Regions from separate parts of the Mus musculus genome. Here region 2 is linked to region 1. Evidence: chromatin loops called from intact Hi-C (ENCODE). Cell type or tissue: heart. All regions are shown on one strand. Each heading gives the region's core, and the rest is flanking DNA. Links, peaks and the distances in the headings are about the cores only.

Region 1 (2,810 bases), core at 272-2,771:
CATACATAAAGGACAGAGAACACACATACAGAAAATATCAAGGAAACATCACCTAATAGCACTGTGGTTAGAGTTCTAACATGAACATGTCTACTGATCTTCTCTAACCTCAGAATAAGACTGTTTGAAGGTTCTGTCCCACCTACCCATCCATCCATCTATCCATCCATCAATTCATCCAAATGTATGTGAGTAGCCATTTTCCACTTTGCCCACTGTATGTTTCTGTGTGAGTGACTCCTTTCCTTTCCTCTCCTCATTCTCTTGAAGAAAGTTAACAAACTTCCTGGCCAGAAAGCAGCTTCTAGCAAGAAATCATTGTATTTAATACTCCCCAGGCTAACCAGCATGTTCTATTCCCCTGATGTTAGTGTTTATTTATGTAGAAATAATAAAGAGTTAAGTTGATAGCAATAGTAAGACATAACAGACATAAAGAGTTAATAAAGAATTGTTTCTCCAGGACTTAATGTACCACAAAATAATGAGAAAGAATTTAGATTTTAACCACAAGATTGTAATAAAGAGGTAAGATTCCCCAGCACGGCATGAAGCACAGAACAGTGATAAAGTTAAGAAGGAGTTAAGTTTTAATAATAAATAAAGCACACTTAATAAATAAAGCACACTTAATAAAGCACACAATAGTAATAGAGAGTTATAAAGTGAAGATACAGCAATTAATAAAACACAGAGTTTTATAAAGTAAAAATAACGCACAGTGAGATAAAGAGGAAAGAAACCAGCCATTTTCAGCCACAATATGAGCAAGAGAGTGTCAAGTCTCTAGAAGCCATTAGCTGATAGCATCCAGTACACTTGGAGAAAGTTACAAGGCCAGAGATCATCAGTCTTTTGGCCCTCATCCAATGCTGTGTCCCGCCCACCTGATCTGTAAAACCCCAAAAGCTGGTATGCCCCCAGCAGCAGAGCTGTCCCTAAACCTGTAGCCTGATGTGGTATCTGATGCACCTAATCTGGGGAAGACTTGATAAGCAAACGTGGGAAGATACCTGAGGCCAGGAGTAGCACTGGGACAGGTCTCTATGACAGGGAGGGGAGATCAGCAGATGGGACATCATTTGAAATGCAAAAAACAGCTTCGGCTGCAACGCGACTGAGACTTAAGATAGGCAAACGTCTTAATACTAAACAGCAACCATAAACATCCCTAAAGACCAAGTCTTGTCACCTCAGACACTGTTCCCCCTCCACTGCCTGAAGAGGTACCAAGAACGGCCAGGGCTGGTCCCCTGTATCCCATCACCCCGACTCCAGCTGCTTAACTCCCTGCTCCTTCCGGTTAAGGGCAGTGGTCACACGCTCACCATTTCGCCAGGTTGTAGATCGCTGGCAATTCCCTAAGGCCCCTGTCAGCAGAGATGAAAACAAATCAGATCAATCTTTCAGCCTGCTCGCAACGGAGAGGAACAGAGAGCACAAGGCACACGGAAGAACACGCCTCTACTTCTATTGGCGGGCCTATCCAGAGGCCCTGATTGGCTAGTGAGTCTTGATTGACATGACCACCTCCCTTAGGGTTAGAGTGTGCTGAAGGCAGACAGCATAGGGCTTCCCAGCTCGGGTTTCTTATCCAGGAGCTGACCCTTTTCAGATCTGCAAGACTTTGTTTCGGTCCTGTCCTCCAAAAGTCTATCTTTCTGTCATCCAGAACTCAGCAGGAATTTCTTCTTCCTGCTCCTCCAAAGCCGCCGCAGGTTCTCCTCCTCCTCGCTCCGCCCCCTGCTCCTCCAAGGAATCAAGAGCCACACCTTGCACAGTACATTATTCAACTTGGAGCAGAGTGAACTATAGGTTTCAAGTATATTTACAATTAAAGAGAGATTTTAGGACACAAAATGTGCTTCTCTCATTTTACACTGACATCAGGAAAACTGCAGCTAATAAGCAATTGCTACTGCAGACAACCCTGGGAGAAAAGCAGGGGATGGATGCCATTCATTATGGAGCACTATTGTTGGCCAGCACGGTTTCCTACGTGGGAAGGTGAAAAAACATATCTGTATTAGTAAAGGTTTTCCAGATGAACAGAATTCAGAGCATGAATCTCTATGAGTATGCAGAAAGTGGAGAGATAAGAATGGCTCACAGAATGAGGCCCCACTAGTAAATCAATGACTGTACCAATGGAGAGTTGAAGAAAACAGTAGTGCCTATATGTCTCAGCTGGTATTCAGCATGTAACAGAATTCCACAGATGGAGCCTTAATGCCAGAAAAATAAAAAGACCTTGCAAGCCAGTACGTGGGAAACAGAGATTGAGAAAGAACTACCATCTTCAATATCCTTTATTTACATATATATATATATATATATATATGTGCTCACAGCAGAAGTTCTGGCCTAGATTAATTTTTTTCTTCTCAATAAAAACCTCCAGATTAAAGAAGGGTTTTCCCATCTTTTTGTTTGTTTGCTTGTTTTTGTTTTTTGTTTTTTGAGACAGGGTTTCTCTGTATAGTCCTGGCTGTCCTGGAACTCACTTTGTAGACCAGGCTGGCCTGGAACTCAGAAATCTGCCTGCCTCTGCCTCCTGAGTGCTGGGATTAAAGGCGTGTGAAACCAATCCTGGCTCTCTATCCAGATTCTTAATTGCCTGATCTGCAGACCAGAGTAATGGCCAGTCAAGGTGACATCAAGATGGAAAACTGGTGACCTTACTACTCATTGCTAATGTCAAGTACAGCCATACCAGGAAAACATTCACCTTCAAAGCCTAGCCTAGAAGAGATGCAGGACTGTCTTCCCATCATGTGGCTTTAGAGACAGGATTAGATGTTCAAGGCAAT
Region 2 (2,810 bases), core at 7-2,506, 100 kb before region 1:
AATACATATTAAAAGTACAATAGATAGCAGGATGTATGCGCCTTTGAACAAATATTCCTAGCATCAGAATCTTCTATAGAAGAGAGAGCTGAGAAGTCATTTGGCGTTGGAATGGTTATTAGGAAAGGAGAGTGATTTTGAAAAAGTGCAGGCCATTCCCTGGCAGAGAGAATGGCATAAGAAGATATAGTTTGACAGCACCCCTATGTGCAATGTTAGCTGCGGAGAGACATAATCTAACACACAGCTTCTCAACACTCTGAGCTGAAGTAACTGTGCAAGTGGATTGGACATATCTGCAAAGGAGTCCCCTCTAGTTGGAAATTCAACATACATTGGACCAAACTAACCTCCCAAAAGTGTATGAATTTATATGTTTATCCATATTTGCCTTTCCTTCTGTGAGGGTGGCTCTCTTCTCCTGGTTTAAGAGAACTTTATTGCTCCAAACTTGCCCCAGGCTTAGCAAGCAAGAGGCATCTGGACAAGAGGGAAAGGCTCTAGCAATGACTCCTTTACTTAATTACCCACTCCCTTTCATAGGAAACTTTTTAGAAGAACTTGGAAATAAAGATTAAAGAGATGTTTAAAAGTGTCCCGCCTTTCTTCCTGTGACTTCAACTAGCAGGCTGGAAGTTAGAGCAGCCCAGTTTCAGTGGAGATAGAACAAAAGCTACTCACTTAATCCCCTGTCTTTTTAAGAGGAGGCTCTAAATACCAGAGATTGCAGCGTCCAGCCTTGCCTCAGAGGAACTCGGGCAGGTCAGCTTCGGATGCAATGCGACTGAGACTCAAAATAGGCAAACGTCTTAATACTAAACAGCAACCCTAAACATCCCTAAAGACCAAGTCTTGTCACCTCAGACACTTCCCCCTCCGCTGCCTGAAGAGGAACCAAGAACAGTCAGGGCTGGTCCCCTGCATCCCATCACCCCGACTCCAGCTGCTTAACTCCCTGCTCCTTCCGGTTAAGGGCAGTGGTCACACGCTCACCATGTCGCCACGTTGTAGATCGCTGGCAATTCCCTAAGGCCCCTGTCAGCAGAGATGAAAACAAATCAGATCAATCTTTCAGCCTGCTCGCAACGGAGAGGAACAGAGAGCACAAGGCACACGGAAGAACACGCCTCTACTTCTATTGGCGGGCCTATCCAGAGGCCCTGATTGGCTAGTGAGTCTTGATTGACATGACCACCTCCCTTAGGGTTAGAGTGCGCTGAAGACACACAGCATAAGGCTTCCCAGCTTGGATTTCTTATCTAGGAGCTGACCCTTTTCAGATCTGCAAGACTTTCTTTCAGTCCTGTCCTCCAAAAGTCTATCTTTCAGTCATCCAGAACTCAGCAGGAATTTCTTCTTCCTGCTCCTCCAAGGCCGCCGCTGGTTCTCCTCCTCCTCGCTCCGCCCCCTGCTCCTCCAAGGAAACAAGAGCCACACCTTGCACAGTACATTATTCAACTTGGAGCAGAGTGAACTATAGGTTTCAAGAATATTTACAATTAAAGAGAGATTTTAGGACACAAAATGTGCTTCTCTCGTTTTACACTGACATCAGGAAAACCGCAGCTAATAAGCAATTGCTACTCCAGACAACCCTGGGAGAAAAGCAGGGGATGGATGCCATTCATTATGGAGCACTATTGTTAGCCAGCACGGTTTCCTACGTGGGAAGGTGAAAAAACATATCTGTATTAGTAAAGGTTTTCCAGATGAACAGAATTCAGAGCATGAATCTCTATGAGTATGCAGAAAGTGGAGAGATCAGAATGGCTCACAGAATGAGGCCCCACTAGTAAATCAATGACTGTACCAATGGAGAGTTGAAGAAAACAGTAGTGCCTATATGTCTCAGCTGGTCTTCAGCATGTAACAGAATTCCACAGATGGAGCCTTAATGTCAGAAAAATAAAGAGACCTTGCAAGCCAGTACGTGGGAAAGAGAGATTGAGAAAGACCTATCATCTTCAATATCCTTTATATATATATATATATATATATATATATATATATATATATATATATATATATATATATACTCACAGCAGAAGTAGTTCTGGCCTAGATTAATTTTTTTCTTCTCAATCAAAACCTCCAGATTAAAGAAGGGTTTTCCCATCTTTTTGTTTGTTTGTTTTGTTTTGTGTTTTTTGAGACAGGGTTTCTCTGTATAGCCCTGGCTGTCCTAGAACTCACTTTGTAGACCAGGCTGGCCCGGAACTCAGAAATCTGCCTGCCTCTGCCTCCTGAGTGCTGGGATTAAAGGCGTGTGAAACCAATCCCGGCTCTCTTTTCAGATTCTTAATTGCCTGGTCTGCAGACCAGAGTAATGGCCAGTCAAGGTGACATCAAGATGGAAAACTGGTGACCTTACTACTCATTGCTAATGTCAAGTACAGCCATACCAGAAAAACGTTCACCTTCAAAGCCTAGCCTAGAAGAGATGCAGGACAATCTTCCCATCATGTGGCTTTAGAGACAGGATTAGATGTTCAAAGCAATTCTGAATTACATGGCATGAGCCAGCCTGGGCTTCGGGAGACCTTGTCCTAAGCAGCACTTGTAAAAGAAATGGAAAGAAATTCTTATGCCTGAGAAACATCACAGAATGGATACAAGTAAGAGATCAGAGCAGTGTGGCATTTAAAGGGAACCAATAATTGACTTTTTACAAACATCAATATAATTGAAAAAGCACATAGCCTTTCTGACTTTGAAAAGAGCAGTCCATTTCCTTCTAGAAGGAATAGCATTTTACCAATACTTTTGACCTTGCCTCTATGTGGATTGTTGCCTGCTGAGACCTGTAACTT

Evidence for each region. Peaks named below come from ENCODE experiments on the same cell type or tissue, not always from the same donor. Only the 100,000 strongest peaks of a DNase experiment are listed, where the experiment ranks them.
Region 2: a loop joins it to region 1, with 2.8 times the contacts of the local background. A loop is called at or near these places in 5 of 42 quality-filtered maps.

What each region holds. Positions count from the first base shown.
Region 1 is chr13:62,784,353-62,787,162 of GRCm38, forward strand. It overlaps Gm5141 (predicted gene 5141), which reads right to left and starts at 1,456. Exons shown (of 4, transcript NM_001256065.1): 1 at 1,329-1,456. The coding sequence starts at 1,331. In heart, for the core only: no CTCF peak of the experiment used is centred there; a DNase peak (open chromatin) is centred at 1,509; H3K4me3 peaks cover 1,229 bases; H3K27ac peaks cover 668 bases.
Region 2 is chr13:62,683,840-62,686,649 of GRCm38, forward strand. It overlaps Platr25. Among named protein-coding and RNA genes, the nearest start is that of Gm36298, 32 kb to the left of the region's middle. In heart, for the core only: no CTCF peak of the experiment used is centred there; a DNase peak (open chromatin) is centred at 1,042; H3K4me3 peaks cover 1,543 bases; H3K27ac peaks cover 246 bases.